2 separate regions of the Homo sapiens genome follow, and region 2 is linked to region 1. Evidence: read pairs that join two places in POLR2A ChIA-PET (ENCODE). Cell type or tissue: Panc1. All regions are shown on one strand. Each heading gives the region's core, and the rest is flanking DNA. Links, peaks and the distances in the headings are about the cores only.

What was found. Peaks named below come from ENCODE experiments on the same cell type or tissue, not always from the same donor. Only the 100,000 strongest peaks of a DNase experiment are listed, where the experiment ranks them.
Region 2: POLR2A ChIA-PET joins it to region 1 with 5 read pairs; 5 of 35 experiments call an interaction of 5 or more read pairs at or near these places.

Annotation. Positions count from the first base shown.
Region 1 is chr13:45,081,361-45,096,465 of GRCh38, forward strand. No RefSeq gene overlaps it. Among named protein-coding and RNA genes, the nearest start is that of GTF2F2, 32 kb to the right of the region's middle. In Panc1, for the core only: no CTCF peak of the experiment used is centred there; no DNase peak of the experiment used is centred there.
Region 2 is chr13:45,157,131-45,172,235 of GRCh38, forward strand. All of the region lies in intron 4 of GTF2F2 (general transcription factor IIF subunit 2), which reads left to right. Among named protein-coding and RNA genes, the nearest start is that of KCTD4, 36 kb to the right of the region's middle. In Panc1, for the core only: no CTCF peak of the experiment used is centred there; no DNase peak of the experiment used is centred there; H3K27ac peaks cover 2,324 bases.

The DNA.
Region 1 (15,105 bases), core at 4,894-9,893:
GAATTAATCACACCTTGAAGTCAGAGAAGATGGAGATGGTGGGATTTGAAAGACAGTGATCATCAAAGACCTATTCATCAAAGGCCTTTTGTTAAGAAGAGTGGGTTCTGTCGCACAGATCCTCAGGATGGAGCACCTTCTGTAGTAGATGGAATGGTGATCACCCAAAAGATGTGTTCACACCCTAACCCCTGCAACCTGTGAATGTGACTCTATTTTGAAAGTAGATCTTCCCTGATGGAATTAATTTAAGGGTCTTGACATGAGATCATCCTGAATTACCTAGGTGGACCCTAAATCCAATGACAAGTGTCATTAAAGAGACAGAAGAGGAGAAGACAAGGCCAGATGCAGTGGCTCACACCTGTAATCCTTTGGGAGGCCCAAGGCGGGTGGATCACCTGAGGTCAGGAGTTCAAGAGCAGCCTGGCCAACATGGTGAAGTCCAGTCTCTACTAAAAATACAAAAAGTTAGCCAGGCATGGTGGCAGGCACCTGTAATCTCAGCTTCTCTGGAGGCTGAGACAGGAGAATCGCTTGAACCCAGGAGGCGGAGGTTGCAGTAAGCCAAGATATCACCATTGCACTCCAGCCTGGACGACAGAGCAAGACTCCATCTGAGAAAAAAAAAAAAAAAAAGGAGAGACAGCCGGGAGCAGTGGCTCAGGCCAGGCACAGTGGCTCATGCCTGTAATCCCAGTACTTCGGGAGGCCAAGGCGGGTAGATCACCTGAGGTCAGAAGTTCAAGACTAGCCTGGCCAACATGTTGAAACCCTGTCTCTACAAAAGTACAAAAAGTAGCTGGGCACGACGGCGGGTGCCTGTAATCCCAGCTACTCAGGAGTCTGAGGTGGGAGAATTGCTTGATGCCAGGAGGCGGAGGTTGCAGTGAGCCGAGATTGCCCCATTGCACTCCAGCCTTGGCAACTGAGCGAGACTCCGTTTCAAAAAAAAAAAAAAAAAGGAGGAGAAAACAGACATAGAGGAAAAGAGGAGAAGGCCATGTGAAGATGGAGGCAGAGGGGGCCAAAGCCACGGAAGCCAGCAACCACTGGCAGCTGAACCAGGCAAGGAGTGGAGTCTTTTCTAGAGGGACTGTGGCCCTGCTAACACTTTGATTTTGACTTGTAGCCTCCAGAACAGAGAACAGAGAATAAATTTCTGCTGCTCTGACCCACCCAGTTTGTTACTGCAGCCGTAAGAAACCAATCCACCCTCCCACACTCTGTCCTCCCAGTGATCTGCTATTCATCTTTCAGTCTTCACTCAGGTGTTACGTTCTCCATGAGGGCCCCCTTGATCATCTCAGGTAGAGGGGGCCCTTCCTGCTCTCAACTTGCCCAGGGTCTTTCACAGTGGTTCTCACTTGCCATGGGGTTTCTCCCATTGTTCTTGTTTCATTTTCTGGTGACACCCACCCGCCCTTGACCTTCTCTTTGGCACAATGCCTAAGCCCTGCAGTGACTGTCTTCAAGGATTCCCAGGTCCCTTCCCAAAGCTGTGGCTAAAAGTTGTAACTCAGCCTCACATCTAAGTGATCCCCCTCCCCCTTACACTTGCTCCCTTGAGTTTTGACAGGAGGGTAAAAACAGACTTATAGATTTGTTACCTAAAACAGTACCTAGAGCAAGCCTTCGGACACACAGCGTTATCCATCAGCAGCAACCTCTCCTTACCTTCTTCAACACTTGCCGTCAGAAATTGGCTCTCCTGGCTTCTTCTCCCTCTGTTGAAACAACTCATGAAAGCCGTACAGCTGCCTTCCTGGGAGGAAGGCCAGAATTAATCATCTCACAAAATCTCTAATAAAAGGTTAAATACATATTTGAGGTATAATTGACACAAAAAGAATGGAATTTAATGAACTCTAGGAACTGGTGTGTTGGCTTCCAAAATCCCTTTCTAGGCTGGGCGTGGTGACTCGCTACTGTAATCCCAGCACTTTGGGAGCCCAAGGCAGGCAGATCACTTGAGGTCAGGAGTTTGAGACCAGCCTGGCCAACATGGTAAAACCCGGTCTCTACTAGAAATACAAAAATTAGCCGGTCATGTTTGCGGGTGCCTGTAATCCCAGCTACTTGGGAGGCTGAGGCAGGAGAATGGCTTGAACCCAGGAGGCGCAGATTGCAGTGAGCCGAGATCATGCCACTGCACTCCAGCCTGGGTGACAGAGCAAGACTCCATCTCAAAAAACAAAACAAAACAAAACAAAACAAAACAAAATCCCTTTCTATTGCTCTGTGTCCGGGATTTACCTCTCGGTCCTTCCCCTTCCCAGGTTCAGGGACACAGGCTTTTCAAGCCCTCTTCTCAGAGACCTTACCCCACCTGCCAACTTCAAATTTTCCCCTGTGTAATGGGGGAGATTCATTTGTGTCTCAGGGCTTATCCTGAAACGCAAGCTCAGCAAGGCAAGAAGCCCATCCTCCTTGGAGAGCTCTAGTCACTGGAACATTCACAGGTGAGAATTATCCCTCACCACAAACAGCTTCTCCAGGTATTTCATTCAAACTCCTACGGTGCTTTCCTTAATAGGCCAAGGGAAAGAAATTTTCCCCATTTCCTGAAACATATAGCTTTTATAATCAGAAAAATAAACTTTGAAAAATTAAATAATGTGTGAAATGTTATCTAATGTGTACCATACCCAGACAGAAACAAGTGTTGTTAATATACAGCCTGACTATTGATAGAGTTATGTATCAGAAGAATCTTTTAGGAAGTTGATTTGCCAGCATCTGTCAGTGTTTAAATATGCTTTCTCTTAGACCTGGAAATCCTCCTATCAAGACTCCATTCTGGCTAGGCACGGTAGCTCATACCTGTAATTCCAGCATTTTGGGAGGCCGAGGCAGGAGGATCACTTTAAGCCAGGAATTTAAAACCAGCCTGGGCAACATAGTAAGACCCTGTCTCCATAAAAAATAAAAAATTAGCCGGGCATGATGGCATCTACCTGCGGTCCCAGCTACTTAGGAGGCTGAGGTGGGAGGATTGCTTGAGCCCAGGAGGTTGAGGCTGTAGTGAGCTGTGACCACACCACTGCACTCACTGCCTGGGTAACAGAGCAAGACCCTGTCTCAAAAACATTTTTTAAGACTATTCCTAAATGTACATTCAGAAATGTACATGAATATACATGCAATATACTGGTGTAATATAGCAAAATACCACAGAGAGATTGCTTACCAATTAATAAGAAAATAATTAAATAATAGGACAGGCATGCAAGGAGTACTGTAGCCATTTTAGAGAATGCCTTAGGTAAGTATATTCTGACCTGAAAGCATGTTTATAATACATGGTTGAGTGTTTATTATTCACCTGTCAGGGTTGTAAATTCCCTCACACTGTACTCAGGTGTATAAATAGAATCTTACTCCATTATATCCTGTTACAGATTGCATCTTATGAACTCTCATCATTTGGGGCAGTAGCCAGAGTAAAAAGGTAGTCCAATATCACAATCTTAAACCAATCCAATGATCTCAATACCATTTTAGTTACTCTTTCTCTGCTTGGCTAATTCAGGCAAATATTCAGCTCTAGTTCTCTCAAAGAGGAGGTCTGGGTCTATGGTGACGGCTGTGGCTAGGAGGACCTCCTGGCACTGGGAAAAGGGGGCTTGGCCTCCTGCTGGCTGTTGCAGGTGATGGGGGATAGCAGTCTCTGCTGGGGTGTGGTGTATTGAGTCATAATCCCTGGGCCTTCAGCTGGCATCAGACTCTCCCTCTCCCTCCAATTTGTAGTCCCCATTGCAGCCAGAGTGATGCTTTCAAAACTGCAAATCTAGGCCGGGTTCGGTGGCTCACACCTGTAATCCCAGCATTTTGGTAGACCGAGGCAAGCGGATCACTTCAGGTCAGGAGTTCAAGACAAGCCTGACCAGCATGGTGAAACCGTCTCTACTAAAAATACAAAAAAAATTAGCCAGGCATGGTGGTGCACTCTTGTAGTCCCAGCTACTTGGGAGGCTGAGGCAGGAGAATTGCTTGAACCTGGGGGGTGGAGGGTGCAGTGAGCCGATATGGTACCACTGCACTCCAGCCTGGGCAACAGAACGAGACTCTGCCTCAAAACAGTAGATAAATAAAAAGAAACAAAACTGCAAATCTAATCATGTCACTCCTTTGTAGAGTAAAATTTAACACCTCCTCATTGTCCCTAGGAGAAAGACACAAACCTTAACACCATCTAGGAGGCCTTGCATGTGTTACCCTTAACTTTCTCTCCTCCCTCACCTTGTACAACCCTACCCCATTCCTTGATGCACCTGGCCCTTCTTTCAGTTCCTTGGATGTGTACGGCTTTTGGACCTGCCATCCACCACCTGCCCCCACACTGTGTCCCATTCCTTTTAATTTCTGTTATTCTTCCAAATCCATTCCCCCCAGTCCTCATCTTTTATCTCCTTGACATTCCAATTTCCCTCGATTATGTGCCACAATATATCTCCACTCAAATCTCTTACCACAGTTGTAATTTTATATGTATTTGTGACACATATGGTACTTGAAATATATCAGATGTTTGATAAATACTAGTTCCTTCTTTCTCATTTATAATTTAGGCCTGTCAACCAGGTTGGTGCTCACTGAGGGAATGCCTATTATCCTGCCAGCTATTTCCCACTGTAGATTAATAAACTGAATTCAAGTTTATAAAGCAGCTGGAGAGTTCTGGTTACAATGATTCAGCTCCCCAAAGCCCAGTTGCATGGGACATTGCAATGTTTTTTCAGTTTCCAGGGCCGCTGTAACAAATTATCATAAACTTGTATGGCTTAAAACAATAGAAATGTATTTCCTCACAGTTCTGGAGGCCAGAAATTCCAATCAAGGTGTCAGCAGGGGAGCCAGGCACGGTGGCTCACACCTGTAATCCCAGCACTCTGGGAGGCCAAGGCGGGTGGATCACGAGGTCAGGAGTTCGAGAGCAGCCTGGCCAATATGGTGAAACCCCGTCTCTAATAAAAATACAAAAATTAGCCAGGTGTGTTGGCATGCGCCTGTAATCCCAGCTACTCGAGAGGCTGAGGCAGGAGAATTGCTTGAACCTGGGAGGCGGAGGTTGCAGTGAGCCGAGATAGTGCCACTGCACTCCAGCCTGGGCAACAGAGTGAGAATCCATTTCAAACAAAACAAAACAAAACAAAAAAGTGTCAGCAGGGCTGTGCTTCTCTGAAAGCTCTAAAGGAGGATGTTTCCTTGCCTCTTCCTAACTTCTTGTGGTTACTGGCAACCTCTGGCATTCCTCAACTTGAAGATGCATCACTCCTATCTCTGCCTCCATCAGCACACAGCCTTCTCCCAATGTGTCTGTGTCCAGATTTCCTTCTTCTTACGAAGACATCATTAATTGGATTAGGACCCATCGTCATCCAGTATGACCTCACTTTAACTTAACTAGTTACATCGGTGAAGACCTTATTTCCAAGTAAGGTCACATTCTGAGGTTTTGGGTAAATATGAATTTTGGAGGGATGCCTTCCAACCCAGTACAAATGTTCATTAGTCACCATTAAATATGACTTATTGATAGGCTTATTAACATGCTTGTTAATAACATGCACTCACTGCCTCCTGGGTTCAAGTGGTTCTCCTGCCTCAGCCTCCCAAGTAGCTGGGATTACAAACATGCACCACCACACCCAGCTAATTTTTGTATTTTTTGTAGAGACGAGGTTTCACCATGTTGGCCAGGCTGGTCTTGAACTCCTGACATCAGCCAATCCATCCCCACCTCAGCCTCCCAAAGCACTGGGATTACAGGCTGAGCCACTACGCCCAGCTGAACTTTTTAGAAGTAATAGTCAGGGCATTTTACTGACATGAAAGAATGCTGTGTTCATCCGTTTGGGCCACTGTAACAGAATACTTTAGACTGGGTAATTTATAAACAATAGAAATATATTTCTGGCCAGGCATAGTGGCTCATGCCTATAATCCCAGCACTTTGAGAGGCCAAGGCGGGTGGATCAGTTGAGGTCAAGAGTTCAAGACCAGCCTGGCCAACATGGCAAAACCGCGTCTCTACTAAAAATGCAAAAATTGGCCGGATTTGGTGGCTCACGCCTGTAATCCCAGCACTTTCGGAGGCCGAGGCAGGCGGATCACAACGTCAGAGTTCAAGACCAGCCTGACCAACATGGTGAAACCCTGTCTGTACTAAAAAAAAAAAAAAAAAAGACAAAAATTAGCTGGGTGTGGTGGCACGCACCTGTAATCCCAGCTACTCAGGAGGCTGAGGCAGGAGAATCGCTTGAACCTGGGAGGCAGAGGTTGCAGTGAGCTGAGATTGTGCCAATGCACTCCAGCCTGGGAGATAGATCAAGACTCAATCTCCGAAAAAAAAAAAAAAAGTTCTGGAGGCTGTGAAGTTCAAGATCAAGGCACCAGCATATTTGGTGTCTGGTGAGGGCTTGCTCTCTACCTCAAGGACAAGGCCTGCTTCCTTCATCCTCACATGGGAGAAAATGTGAACAAGCTCCTTCAGGCCTGTTGTATAAGTGCACTAATCTCATTCATGAGAGCTCTGCCACCCAAAGACCCAACCTCCCAACACCACTGCACTGGGAATTAGGCTTCAGTATAGGAAGCTGTGGGGGCCACAAACATTCAGACCATAGCTAACGTTTATGCAATGTTGTTTAGTGTATGTTTTCCTGTATCATAGGTGGAGATTCACTCCCACTCCACTCAGATCTATTAATATAATGTTATCCATTGCTTCCAATTAAAGTATCTAATTTAATCAATTCTCACCTTCTTACTGCCATTTGTATAGAAAACATTGAAAGAAAAAAAATTGAAAAGCAAATCAAAACATCTTCAGACTACAGACTTGTCTTCCTTTGTGTGAATAGAGCATTCATTATCTAATTCCTTGTGGCTTGAAGTTTTCTTCTTGTTTGCTTTTAGACATTTTTTTATGGGAAGTATATTTGTATTAATACTTTATATATGATAAATGATGAGCATTTTCTTTTCTTTCTTTCATTTTTTTTTTTTTTTTTTTTTTTTTGAGATAGGATCTTTCATCCAGACTGGAGCGTGGTGGTAGAACACAGCTCACTGCAGCCTCAGCCTCCTGGGCTTATGCAATCCTCCCACCTCAGCCTGTCAAGTAGCTCAGACCACAGGTACCCCCACATCCAGCTTTTTTTTTTTTTTTTTTTTTTTTTGAGACAGTCTTGCTCTGTCACCTAGGCTGGAGTGCAATGGTGTGATCTTAGCTCACTGCAATCTCCACCTCCCAGGTTCAAGCAGTTCTCATTCTTCCTCCCAAGTAGCTGAGATTGGGCACCCACCACCACGCCTGGCTAATTTTTTATATTTTTAGTAGATATGGGGTTTCACCATGTTGGCCAGGCTGGTGTCGAACTCCTGACCTCAGGTGATCCACCTGCCTCGGCCTCCCAAAGTGCTGGGATTACAGGCGTGAGCCACTGCGCCCAGCCCCAGCTAATTTTTTTAAAACATTTTTGTAGAGATGGGGTCTTGCTGTGTTGCCCAGACTGGTCTCAAGCTCCTAGGCTCTAGCGAACCTCCCGCCTCAGCCTCTGAAAATGCTGGGATTACAGGCCTGAGCCAATGTGCCTTTGTCTTAGAAACTGCTGGGACTAGGTACTTTCTTACTGGCATTGCAAAAAGAAAACCAGAGCTCAGAGAGTTGAGTCTTGGCTATAGTTGATGAGGCAGAAGCTGAGGACCTAGGGTAACTAGACAAGGCCACAGAGAATTGCTCAGAGAGCCAGGTTCTGAGTCACCTGAAATCCTGTGCTGGTCTACAGTGGTGAGGGCTCTCACTCCTGGCATGAGAATGACTTCTGGAACCTCGGAACCTCAGCCAAACATTTCTTCTTATTATTATTTATTTATTTATTTATTTATTTATTTTGAGATGGAGTCTTGGTCTGCTGCCCAGGCTGCAGTACAGTGGCACGATCTCGGCTCACTGGGACCTCTGCCCCTCAGGTTCATGCAATTCTCCTGCCTCAGCCTCCCAAGGAGCTGGGATTAGAGATCACACCAACACACCCAGCTAATTTTTGTATTTTTAGTAGAGATGAGGTTTCGCCATGTTGTCCAGGCTGGTCTTGAACTCCTGACCTCAAGTGATCCACCCACCTTGGCTTCCCGAAGTGGTGGTGGGATTACAGGCGTGAGCCACCAAGCTGGGCCCAAACATTTCTTCTTGACAGAATCCCAAAGTCAATGTCAGAGGTTGGTGCTTCCTTCCTTACATGATACTGTTTCTTACTGTTCAACATAGATTCTGGGGCAAAAGAGGTTTAGAGGACATAGCAATCAGTTACAAATGTCCAATTGTGGATTGAATCCTGGTTTGGACAAATGAACCATAAAAGACATTTCCGGAACAATGGAAATAAATTGAATGTGGACTGAGGTATTAGATAATATTAAAGAATTGTGACTGGGCGCAGTGGCTTACGCCTGTAATCCCAGCACTCTGGGAGGCTGAGGCGGGCAGATCACTTGAGGTCGGGAGTTCAAGACCAGCCTGACCAACATGGAGAAATCTTGTCTCTACTTTAAAAAAAATATAAAATTAGCCCAGCGTGGTGGCATGTGCCTGTAATCCCAGCTACTAGGGAGGCTGAGGCAAGAGAATCGCTTGAACCCGGGAGGCAGAGGTTGCGGTGAGCCGAGACTGTGCCATTGCACTCTAGCCTGGGCAACAAGAGCGAAACTCCATCTCAAAAAAAAAAAAAAAGATTATGATCAATTTTAAGGTGATACATTGTTTCAGCCATATTCTTAAACTTTCAGCTGTACGAACGAACAATTATTTATTTATTTTTGGGGACAAAGTCTCACTCTGTCGCCCAGGCTGGAGTGCAGTGGCGCAATCTCAGCTCACTGCAACCTCTGCCTCCTGGGATCAAGTGATTCTCGTGCCTCAGCCTCAACAATAACTGGGACTACAGGCGCGCTCCACCATGCCAGGCTAATGTTTGTATTTTTAGTAGAGGCAGGGTTTCACCATGTTGGCCAAAGTTGTCTCGAACTCCTGACCTCAAGTGATCTACCTGCCTCAGCATCCCAAAGTGCTGGGATTGCACGCATGAGCCACTGTGCCTGGCCACAACATTTATTATTTTATTTATGTATTTATTTATTTTAAAGTGAAAGCAAGTTTAGTAAGAAAGTGAAGAAATAAAGAATGGCTACTCCATAGGCAGAGCGGCCCAAAAAATGTGTTTTTAAGCAACATTTTGAAATTCTAAAATGCTCTTTTATGTTTTGTAGAGACAGGGTCTCACTATGTTGCCCAAGCTGGTCTCAAACTCCTAGCTCAAATGATCCTCCCACCTCAGCCTCCCAAAGTGCTGGGATTACAGGCGTGAGCCACTGAGCCCAGGCTCTAAAATGTTCTAAAAGTAAAATTGTTACCAACAGTGATTTATGGCAAGGGAGATGGAGGAGAGGACATTTTTACTTTCTACTTTACACACAGGGGAAAAGATATGTATATAACTATCTACTCAAGAAACATCAGACAAACCCAGATTAAGAGACATTCTATAAAATAAAATAACTGGCTTTTATACTTCAAAATGATAAGGTCATGGAAGACTGAGACGAGGAACTGTTTCAATTAAGGGAGACTAAATTAGCTTGACAATACAATGGACAAGTCTGGATTACATCCTGGACTGAAAAAAAAATTTAAACATTTTTGCTACAAAGGACATTACTGGCAAAATATAAAGTCTGTAGGTTAGAAGATAGTATTGTATCAATGCCAAGTTAGTGATTTTGATTATTACACTGTAGTCATGTAAGTGAATATCCTCATTCTTAGGAAAGATATACACTGAAATATTTAAGGGCAAAGGGCATCACGTCTGCATCATGTCTGCAATGCATATTTTGTTTACATACAAAACATATACAAAATACTATATCTATCTGGGAGATATATGTACTCGTGAGTATTATGAGAGAGAGAAAATGTGAGAAAAAAATGTGAGGAGAAAAAGCAATGTGGTAAAATATTTACAACTAGGGAATATAAGTGAAAAGTTCTTTCTACTATTCTTGCAATTTTCTTTTTTCTTTTTTTTTTTCTGAGACAAGGTCTCACTCTGTCACTCAGGCTGGAGTGCAGTGGCATGATCATAGCTCACTGCAGCCTCGACCTCCCAGGCTCAGGTGATCCGACCACCTCAGCCACTCAAGTCGCTGGGATTACAGGTGTGTGCCACCACATCTGGCTAATTTTTTAAATTTTTTGTAGAGACAAGTTCTCACTATGTTGCCCAGGCTGGTTTCGAACTCCTGAGCTCAGGTGATCCTCCTGCCTCAGACTCCCAAAGTGCTAGGATTACTGGTGTGAGCCACCACGCCTGGCCTTCGGCAAGTTTCTATAATAAAAAGTTACCCTCCAACATCCCTTCTCTATCTTTTGAAGAGAATCAAAAAGTTGTTTCCTCATCTGCAAAATAGAAATAAAGGCTGGGCATGGTGGCTCATGCCTGTAATCCCAACACTTTGGGAAACAGACAGGAGGATCATCTGAGCCCAGGAGTTTGAGACCAGCCTGGGAAATATAGTAAGACCCCATCTCTCCCCAAAAAAATCAAAAATTAGCCGAGCATGGTGGCGTGTGCCTGTAGTACCAGGAAATGTGGAGGCTGCAGTGGGAGGATTGCTTGAGCCCAGGAGGCAGAGGTTGCAGTGAGCCTTGATGGCACCACTGCACTCCAACCTGAGCAACAGAGTGAGACTTTGCTTTTTTTAAAAAAAAAAAAAAAAAGAAGAAGAAGAAGAAGAAATAAACAGCCAGGCGCAGTGGCTCATGCCTGTAACCCCAGCATTTTGGGAGGCTGAGGTGGGCAGATCACCTGAGGTTGGGAGTTCGAGACCACCCTGACCAACATGGAGAAACCCCATCTCTACTAAAAATACAAAATTAGCTGGGTGTGGTGGCACATGCCTGTAATCCCAGCTACTTGGGAGGCTGAGGCAGGAGAATCGCTTGAACCCAGGAGGCGGAGGTTGCGGTGAGCCAGAGATCACGCCATTGCACTCCAGCCTGGGCAACAAGAGACAAACTCCATCTCAAAAAAAAAAAAAAAAAAAAAGAAAGAAACAATAGTAATTATCTCTTGGTCTTGTGATTACTAAATTAATGTAGCTTAAGGGCTTGGCATGTTACAAGACAAATTGAATTGGTCAAGTCGCAAATAGTTGAAAACAGAATCCTCTCTCATTAATTTAAGTATAAAGGCATTGACTGAGGGAACTGAAGAGCTCACAGAACTTTTGCGAGGGGCAAAAACCTGGACTCACAGAACAAAACCACACCAATTAAAAAACTAACCCGCCAAGAGAGCTGCTACCCCTGCCACAAGTAGGAAATTAAGGACTATGGAAACCACAACCACAGCTGCTGTTTGACTATGCCGTCTTTGCCATCATCCATGCCAGCCAAGAGATGATTCATAGCCTGCCTCTCTCTCCAGAATTTTCATTCCAAATTAAAACTTCATGTGAGTTTATCTAATCATGGAAGCCTAAAATACTTCTATCCCCTAGCTGCAGAGGATTCTGGGAATGTCATTTTTAGTTTTCCAGGCTTTGCCATGCAGAAAGCCATGCCAGCAGGTGGTTGCAATGGACATGGAGACAGTCAGTATCTGCAAGAGCTCACAAATGTAGCTACTCAATCTCTGAGGTTTCTTCCTATATTTAAATTTCTTTTTTTTGTCTAGGCATGGTGGCTCATGCCTGTAATCCCAGCACTTTGGGAGGCCGAGGTGGGTGGATCACTTGAGGTCAGGAGTTCGAGACCAGCCTGGCCAACATGCTAAAACCCCATCTCTACTAAAAACACAAAAAAGCAGCTGGGCATGGTGGCACATGCCTGTAATCCCAGCCACTCAGGAGGCTGAGGCAGGAGAATCACTGAACCTGGGAGGTGGAGGTTGCAGTGAACCAAGGTTGCACCACTGCACTCCAGCCTAGGCAACAGAGTGAGACTCCATCTCAAAAGAAAAAAAAAAATTTTGCCAGCATCCCAAAGTGCTGAGATTATAGGAGTGAGCCACCACACCCGGCCATATACTTAAATTTCTGTACAGAAAAACACCTGCTTTGCATAAAGCAACTATCTTCTGTATAAACAAAAAGCCCTCTCCTTCTCTTTAAAATGGGAAGCCCAAAGTCACAGGAGTTCCTGGGAGTCCTCTGGGAGACTTTTAATTCTTCTAGATTAGTCAAATTTTGTCTTGATATACTGCAACCTGTGGACTAAATTGAAAATTAACCAAACCAACACATACAAAATGGTAAGGGAAAAGGGAGTGGGGGTGGAAAGAGGAAAACTCATGTTAATACATTAAAAAATACATTACTAATAGAGTTAATAGGTACAGATATTGGCTGAATGCTTCGTGGCCAAGTGTTAATGTTAAAATCAATTCTTTTTTCTTTTCCTTTTTTTTGTTTTTGTTTTTTGAGACAGAGTCTCGCTCTGTCGCCCAGGCTGGAGTGCAGTGGTGCAATCTCAGCTCACTACAACCTCTACCTCCCAGGTTCAAGTGATTCTCCTGCCTCAGCCTCCCAAGTAGCTGGGACTACAGGTGCCCAGCACCACACCCAGCTATTTTTGTATATTTTTAGTAGAGTCGGGGTTTCATCATGTTGGTCAGGTTGGTTTTGAACTCCTGATCTCAAGTGATCCACCCGCCTAGGCCTCCCAAAGTGTTGGGATTTCAGGTTTGAGCCACTGTGCTTGGCTAAAATCAATTATTTGACAAAGGCAAGATCAAGGCTAAGTATTACTAACATAGAATGAATTTCTGAAATATAGGAATAAAGCTGGCATTTTATCAAAATGTCTCAATAACTGTTAAAAATTTATTATGATAGATTTTGGTGGTCTATGTTAAAAGTTGATATAGTAAAGAACAACATTGTTAGCCCCTGGATTGCGTCTGTCCTCACCACACTGCACATGAATGTTACTAAATGGTCAATTTCCTACGAGGTTGGAAGAGTAGCGAGACTTTTTTTCTAGCACAGCCAATAGAGTCTTTGGCTGATGGGGATGTTACCACTGCAGTATGAAGTTTACTTCTACTCTAATCAGAATTGACTAAAGTAAGGACTTATTTTCAACTCCTGGCCTTGGAGATAAGTAGATTGTGATAAAGCAATTTCATTGAAGCGATCTCGCAAATAGAGGCTCTGTGAACCACTTGAAAATGCTTCTGCACATTTTCAGAAGCAGATTTGAGACAGTTGTGGGGATTTTTGCTCTTCTGTTTCTAATATTTTAGTATGCACATGCAGCCTCACACAATTGCTTGAGAAAACACTGTCCTTAAACTTTGGAAATGGAAATTTTTTTCAATGAGCAGTATAATTTATTGGACTTGTAATGATAAAATGTGTTTTTAATACTTCATTTTTTCCACCACTTTCTTCTTTTCTTTATACTTTTTCTGTTCTTTATTATGCATGGATCATAAATGATTGTCATTTATGACAGTGAAATGAAATGAAAACCTTTGGAGGTTTTCTTGCCTGTAAAAAATTCTGAGGTGACAGAGTTGATTTTGTACTTTAAAATTAAAATTTGGCCTCACAAAACATAAAGAAATCTCTTAGAACTTTAAAAGATAAACCCATGCCCTAAACTTAATTAAAAACAAATTATGTAAATTTTAAAAGAAACACATTTGTCTCCCATTATGCCTCAGCTCATCATAGGAGAAGAACATAAGAAAGCAGGAATAAAGACCGTGAGAAGGGTGAGGCAGTGGCCTACGCCTGTAATCCCAGCTACTCGGGAGGCTAAGGCAGGAAAATCGCGTGTAGTGAGTTCCAGACTGTAGTGAGCTATGATCGCATCACGGCACTCCGGCCTGGGTGACAGAGCCAGACCGTGTCTCAAGAAAAAAAAAGGCTTGGTGTCGTGGCTCATCCCAGCACTTGGGAGGCTGAGGCAGGTGGATCACTTGAGGTCAGGAGTTCGAGACCAGCCTGGACAACACAGTGAAACCCCATATCTACTAAAAACACAAAAATTAGCTGGGTGTGGTGGTGCGCGCCTATAATCCCAGCTACTCAGGAGGCTGAGGCACGAGCATCACTTGAACCTGGGAGGCAGAGGCCACAGTGAGCCAAGATCGTGCCATTGCCTCCAGCCTGAGCAACAGAGCAAGACTTTGTCTCAAAAAAAAAGAAAAAAAAAAGACAGTGACAAGACAGAGGAGTGATAGATGGTCACACACCCAGCCACTGGGGAGGTAGATTCTGGTAAATCCTGAGGTGCTGAGCATGCACTTGAGAATGAGTGCCTCCCAAGTGACAAGCCTTACCAGGCGCAGTGGTGCACATCTGTAGTCTGAGCTACTTCGGAGGCTGAGGTGGGAGGATCACTCAACCCCAGGAGTTCAAAACCAGCAAGGACAGCATAGAGATCCTGTGTCTTTTTATTTTTATTTTTTTTGGAGACAGGGTCTTGCTCTAGCACCCAGGCTGGAGTGCGGTGGCATGATCACAGCTCACTACAGCCCCGGTCTCAAATGATCCTCCCACCTCAACCTCTTGAGTAGCTGGGACTACAGGCACACTAACTTTTGTATTTTTTGTAGAGACGGGGTTGTTGCCCAAGCTAGTCTCGAGCTCCTGAGCTCAAGCGATTCTCCGGTGTCAGCCTTTCAAAGTGCTGGATTACCTGCGTGAGCCACCTCACCCAGCCTTTTTTTTTTTTTCTCTTTTGAGACATGGTTTTGCTCTGTTGCCCAGCCAGGCTGGAGTACAGTGACATGATCACATCTCACTGTAGCTTGGATCTCCCAAGCTCAAGTGATCCTCCCACCTCAGCCTCCCTAGACGGTAGCTGGGACCACAGGTGTGTGCCACCATGCCTAGTTCTTTGATTTTTTGTAGAATCATGGTCTCACTATGTTGCTCCCACCTTAGTCTCCCAAAGTGCTGGGATTACAGGTGTGAGCCACCATACCCAGCCTGGTCAATTCATTTTTGATAAAAGTATCAAGACAATTCAATAGCAGAATAGACAATCTTTTCAATTAATAATGCTGAAACAAAAGACTTGCCATATGC
Region 2 (15,105 bases), core at 6,789-11,788, 78 kb after region 1:
TGTGGAGTGAGTTAGCCAGCTAGGAGTTTTTAAGGCAGACAGAGAACAGTAATGACTAATGCTCCAAGTTGGGAACAAGACTGGCATGTTCACGGAGTGGCCAAGAGGTCAGTGTGGATAAAGTAGATGAGCAAGGGGGAAGAGTAGTGGGCTAATTAGGTTAGGGAAGAAGGGTGGATGTTGGCAGTGGCAGATCATGAAAAGATTTCTAAACTATAAAAAGTATTTTGGATTTTACTTTTAGTGAAGTGGGAAGTCACTGGAGAGATTTAAGCAGAATAGTGATATAATTTGATTTACATGTTAAAGACCTACTCTGACTGGTAGGTTGAGAAGAGACCATGGAGTCGGGGCAGGGCTGGAACCGGGAGGCTCTTATAGTAATCCAGGGGAGACATGACAGAAGCTTGGATTAGAGTGGTAGCAGTGACAGAGATCTACTCACTCACCTGATATCCAGCTTTATATCTTTAGTTGTGTTAACAGACAGTCCACTTGGATTCTTTTTTTGGTGGGGAGAGATGGGTCTCATCCTGGGCTCAGGCAGTCCTCCCACCTCAGCCTCTCGAGTAGCTGGAACTACAGTCGCATGCCACCATGCCTGGCTAGTTTTTTATTTTTTTGTTTTTTTTTGTAGAGACAGGGTTTCGCCATGTTTCCCAGGCTGGTCTCGAACTCCTGCGTGCAAAGCTGTCCACCTGCCTCGGCCTCCCAAAGTGCTGGGATTATAGGCATGAGCCACTGTGCCCAGTCTGCCACTTGGATTTGTTACCTGAAACCAGGAAATAGAAAATCAAATTTCATTTATCCATTTCCTTTTTCTCTATATATCCATGTTTCTGCCAGTGATACATTATTCTTCTATTGTCTTGGCCATAATAATTCTTAGCCTCCTCTTATTTCTCGTATTTGGTCATTTTGTTGTTTCTGTAGTAGGAATCACATATACACATTTCTGGATACCACTTGATATGGTTTGTCTCTGTCCCCACCCAAATCTCATCTTGAATTTTAGCTCCCATAATTCCCACATGTTGTGAGAGGGACCTGGTGGGAGATAATTGAATCATGGAGGCAGCTTCCCCCATACTGTTCTTGTGGTAGTGAATAAGTCTCATGAGATCTGGTGGGTTGATAAGGGGTTTCCCCTTTCACTTGGCTCTCATTCTGTCTTGTCTGCCACCATGTAAGACATGCCTTTTGCCTTCTGCCACAATTGTGAGGCCTCCCCAGCCATGTGGAACTGAGTCTGTTAAACTTCTTTTTCTTTATAAATTACCCAGTCTTGGGTATGTCATTATCAGCAGTGTGAAAACAGACTAATACACCACTTAATCCAAAGCAACCCTCTGAAAACTCCACCCATCATCCCCAGCCTTTTTCCAGCCCCATCTGTGAAAATCTCTTACCTTTACCATACTTTCCTGCACAGTGACCTCTGTTTTTCCCCTTCTTTTTCCTCTGTCAGGGATTTGTCTTCTATAGTCATAATCAGCCTTCTCTTTCTGATCCAGCCTTTGTTGATTCTTCCTTCATTTAGACTTGTATGGCAGTAGGTTAGCTCGTTTTGTCCCATTATTAAACCTTGTGGGCAGAGGACTGTATCTCATGGTTATCTCCACGGTGCCTAGTATAGCATTGAGCACATCTGTGGCTTGGGATTGAGCACAGAGTGATGGGTTCATTAAAGCAAACATGTTGAAATCATTTATTTCCTCCTAAGAATTAGTAGTACTCTAATGGTACTTTTTAGAATGGTTTTCAAGTGAGATAGCTTGTTTTAGTTACTCACGGGATGGCTAGTCTCCCTTCAGATATTCTTGATTCAAAGTGGTTTTCTTAAGACACTTGAGGTTCAGAATCGAATATTCCTCACTTTATTTTTTGCTCATTATATTTTGGCACAGGTGATTTTTTAAACTTTCTCTTGGCTAATCAGATTAGCTTAGTACCATATTCTGTGACACTTGGTTAGCCACTCTACATATTGTCATGAGACATATTCCCCAGATAAAGTAGCAGCTGAGTTCACTGATGGTAGGTATTTACTTTCAAGCTTGAATTTGGTAACATGTACCAATTACACATATGACTAAGAACATACTAGTTTGTATTTGAAGAAGAATGTATAGCAATGGTAGTGCTCTTTGAAGATGCTGAATTACCAGTCTTTTGAAAACTTAACTGAAATTGTAGAATTTATAATCTGTCCTGTATGGTACTGTCCTGCAAGTATAGTAAATGAAAAAGGTAAGCGTTTTCTTTCTTTCTTTTTTTTGAGACTCAGTCTTACTATGTTGCCAAGGCTGGAGCGCAGTGGCGCGATCTCGGCTCACTGCAACCTCCGCCTCCCAGGCGCAAGTGATTCTCCTGCCTCAGCCTCCCGAGTAGCAGAATACTCCAAGTAGCAGAATACACCTGAGGTCAGGAGTTCAAGATCAGCCTGGCCAACATGACTAAAAATACAAAAAATTACAGACTACAGACGTGCGCCACCACGCCGGGCTAATTTTTTGTGTTTTTATTAGAGACGGGGTTTTGCCATGTTGCCTAGGCTGTTCTCAAACTCCTGACCTCAGGTAATCTGCCCGCCTCAGCCTCCCAAGTTCTGGGATTACAAGCGTTGGCCACCATGCCTGGCCATGTTTTCATTTTTAAGTTGGATTGTTGGGTGCTAATGGGAAACATTAATTTGGTGCATTTCCCTTATTTTTGGGGGAATATCATATCAGGTATATGATTTTGAGAGGTTTGAATTAAGCCTTCTTTATATGTGTGCTTATAAGCATTCAAAGTACTTTTTCATTGAACTTTTTTTCTTGTCACTGGTTTAAAACATGAATTACACTCTGTTTCCTGAATTATCACCAGCTGCATATGCAGTGGGACTTTCTGAGGCTTTATTTACCTTATCTATCATAATTTAATTACTGTTGTCACTTTAATGGAGCATTTCTTAAACTTTTTGGTCTCAGGGCTCTTTTATACATTATGTGCTAACATTTTTATTTAAAAATCGATTTTCCAAAAAAATAGTGGGAAGAGTGCCATTTTGCAGGCATCATTAATGTCTGACAGCTTAAGACAAGCTGGATTTTCATCTCTACTTCTGTATTCAATCTGTAAAGATCTGCTGTTTTGGTTGAAGTATCTGAAGAAAATCTACCTCTTATAAATACATAGTTGGAAAAGGGAGGAGTAATTAGTAGCATTTTCAGATAGTTGTGGACATTCTTTTGCTACTACACTAAAACTCTGCAAGTGGTAGTTTCTTAAAGGTCACTTGCAGTATAGAATCTGAAACTATTAGCAAACCTTTTCTACTCTCTTACATTAAATTCACAGGTCTGTCTTGTATTTGGAATGAATCTCTTACCCAGACATGATTTTGTAGCATCATACATCCATCATCTGGAGACTATTGGTTTCCTGAATTATGTAGTTCTTTTGAATGTTGACACGTTTCATTATAGAATATCAAAAATTTACATTCATTAGCATCACTACTGATTTTATCAGAAAAGTTTTTAAATATAGGGGAGCTGTTAAGTTTATGGTGATAGGTACAAGTTCTTCAGACTTTAATTTTCACTTAAAAAGTTGAATTTTATTAATGACAACAAATCCTGTCAGCTGTTTTTTTTTTTTTTAAAGGATGGGCTTTTTTCATTGATTTTTGAAAAAATATCTTTCAGATACCCAAATCTGAATAATTATGCTTTGTCTGTCAGTCATTCTTTCAAGTAACAATGATCTTCCACAACAAAAGTAGCTAGCTCAGCACTCAACTCAAACAGTTGCAACTATGCTTTTCTTTGAGGCAATCATCTTATGTTAGTGTCCAGCAGAAGCATTTCATGTGCATTTGCCATTTGGTGTCACAGAATGTTAAAGGATGCATACTCAAGGGTTGAAATTTAATAAAAACAGTTTTTACTGTTCATCAAGGACATTGTGAAGTGAAACAGACTTTTTAAAAAATTGCAAGTGCTAGGTGGTGAAGAATACACCTAGCACTTTAGTGTAGTAGCAAAACAGTGATACAGTTTTGGTACCATTTGGCCTCAATTTGTGGTGGTACCAGTAGCCTTACCCACCGTTGCTTTTGCACTATTGGCAAATATCAACACAGTGAAAAAGGTAATTAAATATTTTAAGAAAATATTTTGACCTTGTGGACACCCAAATGATCTTGAGGACCCCTGGGGATTTATAGACCATACTTTGAAGAATGCTAATTTAGTGTGTGGTAGTGTGAAAAGATTGCAAGCTCCATTTTAAAATACCTGGTGAAGTGTTGATCACTTTTTATTGGGATGGCCTACCTAATAGAGACACTCCTCCCCCCAGTGCTTCTTAGGGGAACCTCATGCGTAACACTGAATTGCATGCCTGTTTCAGTGTTTATTGTTGGTTTTAAGAATACAGGGGCCGGGCACCGTGGCTCAGGCCTGTAATCCCAGCAGGTTGGGAGGCCAAGGTGGGCAGATCACCTGAGGTCAGGAGTTCAAGACCAGCCTGGCCAACATGGTGAAACGCCGTCCCTACCAAAAATACAAAAAATTAGCCAGCTGTGGTGGTGAGTGCCTGTAATCCCGCCTATTCGGGAGGCTGAGGCAGGAGAATCACTTGAACCCAGGAGGCAGAGGTTGCAGTGAGCCGAGATCATGCCATTGCACTCCAGCCTGGGCAACAAGAGCGAAACTCTGTCTCAAAAAGAAAAAATGAATACAGTACATATTTTTTTAACCAGATTTGAACCACTTTTAAACTATTTCTTTTAGGTATAGTTTACACTTTTAGGTATTTATTCCACTTCTGTTGGTGGATAACCTGTCTTAATAAATCTGTATTAAATAAGATAGTAAATACAACCTGTCTTTGTATTTACTATCTTATTTAATTCTCCTCACAACTCCACGAGGGAGGGACTTTTAAAAAATCTTCATTTTGCAGATGATATGACAGAAGCTCTAAGAGATTGTGTGACTAGCCCCTATTTCCTGATATTTAGAAATATATGTTAAAACAGTCTCTTTAAGTAGGTAATAGAAATCCTGCTAGGTCTGCCTGGATAGATGCTCTGTGGTGACTCCAGCTTGTCTCTTTCATCACTGCATTTCACAGGGCAGCCATCTTCAAGTCCCATTCACTTTGGCAGCTAGTGGTTCTTTCTCACTCCGCTAGTAAAGGCCCTATGGAAGGAGTAAGGAAGCTCTGTTTTTTGCTTACTCCTTTGAGTAACAGCCTTGCCACTGAACATTTGGAATCATACCAGCTTCTGACAATCTTATACTTGTGAGGAGGAACAAACAGGAACAAAAATATATGAGTTTAGTGTTTATTTCCTGAACTGCCACCAAGGTTGTGACTGACTGCAGAGATTTAGTTTTGTATTTTACTGCCAACTGCCTGAGCCAGGTCTGCTCTCTGAAAAGTTAAACCTAATAGCAGAAAATGTTCCTTTATTTAGTGGCCAGAAAGAGATTTGTAAAAGCAGTGTTTGCACTCTTCATATTCAGGTATTCATGCATAAATATGTGGTAGCTTTAATAATCTGAGGTTGGGATGAGGAGGATTAAAAGAAACCGCAGTGTAGGATAATATTAAGGTTTGGAATCACAAACTTATTAAAACTTATGATTTACTCTCCAGTTTTTAATTGTGAAATATTTCAAACCTACAGAAAAGTATAGTGAATAGTTTAACCTATGCCTAACAGCTGTATTTCATAAGTGTTGACATTTGCCATATTTCTTTAAAGCTAGAAAACATTTTAGATTTCTCCCCACCCCCCACCCCCTAACCCTTACCTCACTTGCTAGAGGTAACTGTTGTCCTGGAGTTGGCGTGTATTATTGTGACTCATTATGACTAGTCTGCAATTCTCAAAACAAAATCTTTATAGTTTAACTGGTGGAAACTAACCAAGTTCCTTGGAGATGTGTTAGGCAATGTGCTCCAAATTTCTAACAATTGTGGAAGTCCAGTGTTTAGCTTGAGTAGAGATTTTTTTGTGTCATACCTGGAGAAAATGACAGGCTATACAAACATATTTCTCTTCTTCCTTTTGATTTTCTGTAGCTTCCAGTTTATAAAGTCGGTTCTTTGTTTTGATTCATTGTATACTTAAGATCTTAGGAAGAACTTGGTTTCTTTGTAAAACCAAACCTAACTTAGTAAAATCAATTAAAATGTAAATTACTTCAGCGTGGGCAACATGGTGATTCCCCATCTCTACTAAAAATAAAAAAAATTAGCCAGGCATGGTGGCGCACGCTTGTAGCACCAGCTGTTCTGGAGGCTGAGGCAGGAGAATTGCTTGAACCCAGGAGGCGGAGGTTGCAGTGAGCCGAGATAGCGCCACTGCACTCCAGCCTGGGCGACAGAGTGAGACTCTGTCTCAAAAAAAAAGAAAAAAAGTAAATTACTTAGTCGCGGTATTAAAACTAAGTAATTGAAACAATTGTAATTTTAAAATACTTTAATTTTAAAAATTTCATTTCCTTTGGCTTTTTCAAATAACATTGCCACTATTTTTAAAAACCTCATTCAAGGTTATAGTAGCATGATTTTTTCTCTAGTTCTTTGAGCATAAGGGTACCATTATCAAAATTTAAAGTGTAAAAAATGCCATGTAACTGATTTTTCCCTCTGCAGTATAGCATTACATTATAAAAACAGAGACAGGTTATTTGGTTGCCTTTGTATTTTTATCACTTAGAAATGTAGTCTATTGAGGGCTGGATGTGGTGGCTCACGCCTGTAATCTCAGCACTTTGGGAGGCCAAGGTGGGCAGATCACTTAAGGCCAGGAGTTTGAGATCAGCCTGGCTGACCTGACGAAACCCCGTCTCTACTGAAAATACAAAAATTAGCCAAGTGTGGTGGTGCGCATCTATAATCCCAGCTCCTCAGCACACATCTGTAATTCCAGCCAGGAGTTCAAGACCAGCCCGGCCAACTTGGCGAAACCCCGTCTCTACTAAAAATACAAAAATTAGTCCAGCGTGGTGGCAGACACCTGTAATCTCAGCTACTTGGGAGGCTGAGGCACGAGAATCACTTGAACCCAGGAAGTGGAGGTTGCAGCGAGCCAGGATTGTGCTACTGCACTCCAGCCTGGGCAACACAGTGAGACAGTCTCAAAAAAAAAAAAAGAGAAAGGTAGTCTGTTGATATGGTGATGGCACTAGTATAGTAATTCCCTTGGAACAAAGAAGAAAAGAAGGTAAGACTTTAAAACTGACCTATTTTTTTAAAAAGCAATAAAACATGTCGATTTACTGAAGGTTTTCAAGTAAAGAAGTAGCAGCCCTAGTGGCCAGGTAGTGGCTCATGCCTGTAACCCCAGCACTTTGGGAGGCCAGGGTGAGTGGACTGCTTGAGCCCAGAAGTTAGAGACCAGCCTGGACAAAAGAGTGAAACCCTATCTCCACAAAAGATAGCTGGGTATGGTGGCATGCACCTGTAGTCTCAGCTATTTTGGAGGCTCAGGTGGGAGGATCACCTGTGCCTGGGATGTTGAGGCTACAGTGAGTACAGTGATTGTGCCACTGCACTCCAGTGTCAGTGACAGAGTGAGACCCTGTCTGGAAAAAAAAAATAGTAGTTCCTTCTCCCTCAGCATTACTAGTGTCACTTTTGGGGTACCCAGTGCTGGTAAAAAGGCTATACAACAAAAAGTTGCATCACAGCAGAATGGGAAGGGTTACCAAAAAATGGATTAGAGACCTACACTTGAACTGTGTTCTTGATTACGTTGGTTCTGATACAAAGTGCCTAGAACCATTTTACATTCTCATAACTATTTGTTTGGAAGAATTGAAGGAAGTTTTAATTATGGCATATAGATACACAATGTTTACATCTTTATTAAGCAATGATCTTGTTACGCTATAGCTGCTATAGCTGTTTTATTAAGCGGACAGATATAGGTAACCTGTTGAGCACTTATTTTATTTGCTATGATGAGCACTTACACAGTGTGGATGCAGAATCAATTTGTGAGGTACTAGGCAACATTAAGAAATAAAGAGAAATAGAATGGAAAAAATATATATAGATATCTATATATTCATATATATGTGGAATAGAATGGAAAAAACGGAGAAATAGAATGGAAAAAATGTATATTTATATATAATATATACCCATTATCCATTAGATTTATATCTAAAATATATATATATATATATATATTTTTTTTTTCTTTGAGACAAAGTCTTGCTCTATCGCCCAGGCTAGAGTATAGTAGCACAATCTCAGCTTAATTTAATTCTTTAAGTTCAAATTTAAAGATTCATATACAGTAAAGAGAAAAATGAAGTATAAAATTGAAGTGTGACCGATTTCTCAGCTGTATATTAGTAGAGAAGATTTACTTGTAGGATTTTTCATCAGGAAAGAAAATAAACCTTTCTTTCCACTGCCCTCGCCCCCCCCCGCCGCCCGCTTTTAACCTTTTCATTCTGGAAAATTTCAAAACATATGCAAAAGTAGAGAAATAGTACAGTGAACTTCCATATACCTATCATTCATCTTCCTGTGAAGATGGCAAATAGTCATTCTTGTTTCAGCTATACCCCAGTCACTGCCTTTGTGTACCTCACAGGATTATTTTAAAGAAAACCTCAGAGAGCATATCATTCCATCCTTAAATTCTTCAGTACATTCTTTTTTTTTTTTTTTTTTTTTTTTGAGACGGAGTTTCAATCTTCTTACCCAGGCTGGAGTGCAGTGGTGTGATCTCGGCCTACTGCAACCTCTGTCTCCCAGGTTCAAGTGATTCTCCTGTCTCAGCCTCCCGAGTAGCTGGGATTACAGGCGCCCGCCCCTACGCCTGGCTAATTTTTGTATTTTTAGTAGAGACGGGGTTTCACCATGTTGGCCAGGCTTGTCTCCAACTCCTGACCTCAGGTGATCTGCCAGCATCAGCCTCTCAAAGTGCTGGGATTACAGGCGTGAGCCACCACACCCAGCTACTTCAGTACATTCTTCATACAAATTCCTTTTTAGAAAAATACATAACCATAAGGTCATTATGATACCTAAAAAAATTAACAATTCCAAAATATCATGGTAGATCTAGTCACTGGGAACTATGTGATGCTTAAATTTCAGTGTTTTCTGATATTTTTTCCCTTTTAAATACATTCTGTTTTCTGGTTTATGGTCCAACTCTATCAGAAGTCACCATGGATTGCAGTTATATAGGTTATAGCATCCCCTGGTGAAGATGCACTTCGTCAAGTCATTCATGTTACTATGAAGACATGATGCAGTCTTTCTGCAGAACTGTTTGAGGGATTTGGCTGATAAGGAAATGACAGAATAGAAAATTATTTCTGGAATAGTACTGAGGTACTGATGTCAAACTGGAGCCAGTGTTAGGGAAAGTACGAAAGCTGTGTTCACTGAGCTTCATATGGATTGTTTTCAGATTGCATCAAGTTAAAGTTAACAAGCAGATGAGTTTAGAAAGAAAATCTTGTCAATCCACTATGACCAGACTTTAGGGAATAGGGGGCTTTAAAATAAAAGTCAAAGTAAAATAGAAGTAGGTGGTATGAGAATTCGTATGATGAATGGAATAAAAAATGTTATTTAATGTAATAGAGTGAATATGAATAGGGACTATATTGGTATATCCCAGTAGGGACATTATATACAACTTGTATACAAGCCTCAATTTAGAGTATGAATTTCTTCCCTGGAATATTGATAAATAATTGAGAAACCAATTTTGTCTTGAGTTTAAAATCTCTTGAAAGTTAGGTCCATTTATATATCTTTAATACAAAACTGACTAATTAAACATGTTTAAGTTCTGAAAGAAAACCTTATTCTTATATGTTCCTACCAGCCGTTAGACAGCTGTGGCCTGCCCAGAAGCGAAACTCTGGTAGTGGCCAGCACACTTTGAAAGACTGCTCTGTTTAAAAAGAAATGCAGTTGAAGTCTTTTTTTTTTTTTTTTAAAGAACTTCGTGTATGTGTATCAGCCCACAAATTCTTGCTTATACAGACTGTATCATTAGCTATTTCAAAATAATAAAGGGTAAAAAGCCCTACAGACACATACTATACATACTATTTTACTATTTTTTTTTTTTTTTTTTTAAAGATGGAGTCTCGCTCTGTTGCCCAGGCTGGAGTGCAGTGTTGCAGTCTCGGCTCACTGCAACCCCCGCCTCCCTGCCTCAGCCTCCCAAATAAATGTTACTTCAGACTCCTGCCACCACACCCAGCTAATTTCACCCAGCTATTTTTTTTTTTTTTTTTTTTGAGATAGAGCCTTGCTGTGTCACCAGGCTGGAGTGCAGTGGTGCTATCTCAGCTCACTGCAACCTCCGCCTCCCAGGTTCAAGTGATTCTCCTGCCTTAGCCTCCCAAGTAGCTGGGACTACAGGTGCGCACCACCACACCCAGCTAATTTTTTTGTATTTTTAGTAGAGATGGGGTTCTACCATGTTGGCCAGGATGGTCTTGATCTCTTGACGTCGTGATCTGCCCGCCTGGGCCTCCCAAAAGTGCTGGGATTACAGGCGTGAGCCACCGTGCCCGGCCCCCCAGCTGATTTTTGTGTTTTAAGTAGCAATAGGCTTTCACCATGTTGGCCAGGCTGGTTTCAAACTCCTGACCTCAAGTGATCCTCCCACCTCAGGCCTCCCAAACCTCCCAAGTGCTGGAATTACAGGCATGAGCCACCACGCCCAGCCTCACTTGTTTCCCCCCAGTCTAAAAGAACCTTTCTTGAGAATATTTTATGGTTGAAAGTTGTGGCATTTTCTGTTGATAGAGGGAAAAAAAAGTACACCACCCAGTGTTGTTTACAGCTTCAGTTTCTTTTATATAGCTATGCAGAACTTAATGACTATGATGATTTGACACATTTTTTTCCTTACTGTATAATGTGTTATGTGTCAGACTTTTCTTGAGAGAAAGATCTGTACCGTTTAGCAAAGAAAAAAGTCTGGTTTAGAGCACTTCTCAACCCCTTTTCTGCTGCTTCTAGGTGAAGGCTGATGTGTCTTTACATTCACAAGTTTGGGACAGACTCCTATAGATTAGGGGCTGTGGCATAGATGCCCCAGGTGCTGTCAGTGTTCGCCCATAGCCTCTCAAGGCCTTGCCGTTACTGTGCACACTAGCCAACTTTTACATCTCGGCACCTTTGTCTGCCTGAGAGCTTCTCTTGCTGCCAACTACTCTGCCTGCCTGGAGGGCAGGCCAGAAATGCCAGGATTTTAACACTCACTTTGGGAGTGGCGTTCAGCCAATATCTGCCAGGAGTTGTTAGTTGATAAACACCCAGCTCCTTTAATCCTCAGGTAGGGTGACTAAGGCACATATTAAGCAACAGTTGTCCTTAGTAGTATCCAGCTGGTACTGGTTTTCTACACTAATCATTTTATAGGCTCATTTCTTCTTCCTCATTTTTCCAACCCTCAGTGTTTTCTGACAAATAAACTACCTGAACTTTATTTATTTATTTTTTTGAGACAGGTTTTCACTCTGTCACCCAGGCTGTAGTGCAGTGCCCCGATCTCGGTTCATGGCACCCCCTACCTCTGGGGCTCTAGTGATTTCCCCACCTCAGCCTCCTGAGTAGCTGGAGCTGCAAGTGTGTGCCACCACACCTGGCTGGCTTCCTTCCTTCCTTCCTTCCTTCCTTCCTTCCTTCCTTCCTTCCTTCCCTCCCTCTTTCCTTCCCTCCCTCTTTCCTTCCCTCCTTGCTTCTCTCCCTCCTTCCCTCCCTCCCTCCCTCCCTCCCTCCTCCTTCCTTCCCTCCCTCCCTCCTTCCCTCCTTCCTTCTTTCCCTCTTTCCCTCCTTACCTCCTTCCCTCCTTCCTCCCTCCTTCCCTCTTTCCCTCCTTCCCTCCTTCCTTGGTTTCACCCCGTTGCCCAGGCTGGGATTTCTCCATGTTGGCCAGGTTGGTTTCGAACTCCTGACCTCAAGTGATCCGATCGCCTCGGCCTCCCAAAGTTCTGGGATTACAGGCGTGAGCCACTGTGCCCGCCCCTGCTCCAAATTCATAGGTTGAAGTCCTAAACCCAGGTACCTCAGAATGTGACTGTATTTGGAGATAAGACCTGTAAAGAGGCGATGAATTTAAAAAGAGGCAGTGGCAATTGACTGGTGTCCTTATAAGAAAAGGAAATTTGGACACTCAGGAGAGACTGGGGTTGCACATGCACAGAGGAATGACCATGTGAGGAGGCCACAATTGAGTGGCCATCTGCAAGCCCAGGAGCTGAGCCTTAGAAGAAGCCAAAGTTGTAGGCACCTCGATCTTGGACTTCAGCCCCCAGTACTATGAGAAAATACCTTCCTGTTGCTTAAGCCACCCAGTCTGTGGAAATTTGTTATGGCAGCCCCAGCAAACTAATGCAGTGTGATTTAATACTTGTGATTTAGTTTTTTGAACTAAGAAGTCTAGTTGAGGATTTTTAGAAAAATTGATTTTCTTCTTGTGTTTTGCTTTTTTGTTACTAAAATTTTAATTGAAACATAACCTACATTTAAGAAAACAGCACAAATCATAAGTTTATACTGTTGATTTCTCACAAAGTGAACACATCCCTGTAACCACCACTCAGGTAACAAAAGAACATCGTCAGCTATGCTTTGATTTTTGAATCCATGGATCCAGTATCAAATTTTCTAGACTAATTTTTTTTACATGTCTTCAGTAACTTATTCCCTTTTAAATATAGATTACTATTTTTTAACCTTCAAGCATAAGTTTACATGGACACAACCAGTATTGTTTAGAAATGTTGCAATATTAGAAATATTAAGCTTCTTAAGAACTAGGTTTTTAACACAAACCAGAGAGTTATAGTTCCAACATTTATTTTATTTTATTTGATTTTTAATAAGAGACTGGTTATTTATTTATTTATTTAGAGACAAGGTCTTGCTCTGTCACCCAGGCTGGACTGCAGTGCTATGATCTCAGTTCACTGCAACCTCTAACTTCTGGGCTCAAGCGATCTTCCCACCCCAGCCTCCCAAATAGCTGGGACTACAGGCATATACCACCACACCCAGCTAATTTTTTAAAATGTTTTTTGTAGAGACAGGGTCTCATTTTCTTGCCCAGGCTGGTCTCAGACCCCCCCTGCCTTGGCCTGCCAAAGTGTTGGGATTATAGGTGTGAGCCACTGTGCCCAGCTGAGACTGGTTATCTTTGTAACACGCATAGTCTGGTAAATTTATCATTACATGGGCTCCAATTAATTTTTCTTTCTCCCACTTAACATCTTTTAAAATTTTTTTCTGACAAGGCTTAGAAGCAAATAAAAGCTTTTGTGGAAAGTGAATGTCAGTTGAGTCAGTGATGCAGGTAATTTATTTGAATTACTTTTCATGAGTTTTGCAGTCTTGAAATCATCTCCAACAAATGACTTTTTTTTCAGCTAGTGAGGTACTCTGTACACAGAATATTTTCCCCTTGAAACTGTCTTTCTGAGTAAATTATATTCTAATGGAAAGGTTCTGTGGCTTTGAAGTAGTTATTCCTGAAAGCTGGAAAATATAGAGAATCTGCATACAAGAAAGACTAGGGGCTGCAGTCAGAGAAAGGATCAGAGGTGGTATCTGAGAGAACCATCATGAGATCAGAAGAATGGTCCCTGGAGGAATTGGAGAAGTCTAGATGCAAGAGAAGGGTTGGAATGAAAAGGATGTGGCTTCCAACTGACTGAGGGGAGATTGTAATGAAAGCCCAGTGAAGGTAGTAGCAGTGTGATCTGTCATACTGGGAGGGTAGCAGAGAGAGTGGAGGAAGATCATGGTGGTCAGTCAGAATGGTAACAGACAGTTGGCTCAGGCAGCAGCAGAAATTAAATAGGCAGCAATTTAGTAGAGAGAAAGCAACGTTGCTTGCATGAGGTGACATAGCCGTGAAAATGCTACTGCCTAAAACCCTATCTTTTTTTTTTTTTTTTTTTTTTTTTTGAGACAGAGTCTTGGTCTGTCACCCAGACTGCAGTGCAGTAATTCGATCTTGGCTCACTGCAACCTCCGCCTCCCAGGTTCAAGCGATTCTCCTGCCTCAACCTCCTGAGTAGCTGGGACTACAGGTGCATGCCACCAGGCCCAGCTAACTTTTCTGTTTTTTAGTAGAGATGGAGTTTCGCCATGTCGGCCAGGCTGATCTCGAATTGGTGATCCGCCCACCTTGGCCTCCCAAAGTGCTGGGATTACAGTCATGAGCTGCAGCACCCAGCCTAAAACCATATCTTGACTTTAATTCAACTTTAAAAGAAACAGGTTTAAGTAATTTGAGGGTTCTGCATGGTGTTGCCAAGCATTCTGATACCATTTTGTACCTTTGCAATGAGTAAGAAGGATCCCTATTGAAACACTTTAGAGTTTTCTTTCTATCTGAAGTTAGGAAGGAAGTAAACCTAATATTATTTAGTGGTATTTTAAATGAAAAGGAGTATTTACATTATATTGCCTTTTAAAAAATTACAGCTTTATTGAGATGAAAATTCTCATACCATACAATTCACCCATTTAAAGTGTACAAGTGAATGGTTTTAGTACATCCATCACCACAGGTTTAGATTTTCATCATCTCAAAAGAAACCCACACCTATTTGTAGTCACCTGTTATTCTCACCCCAACCTCCCACGCCATAGTCTACTTTCTGGTTCTATAGATTTATCCATTCTGGACAGTTTATATAAATGGAATCCTAAAATACTTGGTCTTTTGTGACCTTTTTTTTTTTTTTTACTTAGCATGATGTTTCCAGGGCTCATTCATGTTGTAGCATTTATCAGTACTTAATTCTGCTTTATTGCTAGACAGTATTCCATCATCTGAATATTTCATGGTTTATCCATTCATCAGTTGATGGACATTTAGATTGTTTCCGTTTTTTTGGCTATTGTGAATGATGCTGCTATGAATATTTGTGTACAAGTTTTTGTGGGAACTTAAGTTTTTATTTCTCTTGTATATATACCTAGGAGTGGAATGTAGTGTGTGAGGGTTCCAATTTCACCACATCCCCACCAACACTTGTTATTGTCTGTCCCTTTGATTATAGCCAACCAAGTGGATGGGTGTGCAGTGGCATTTCATTG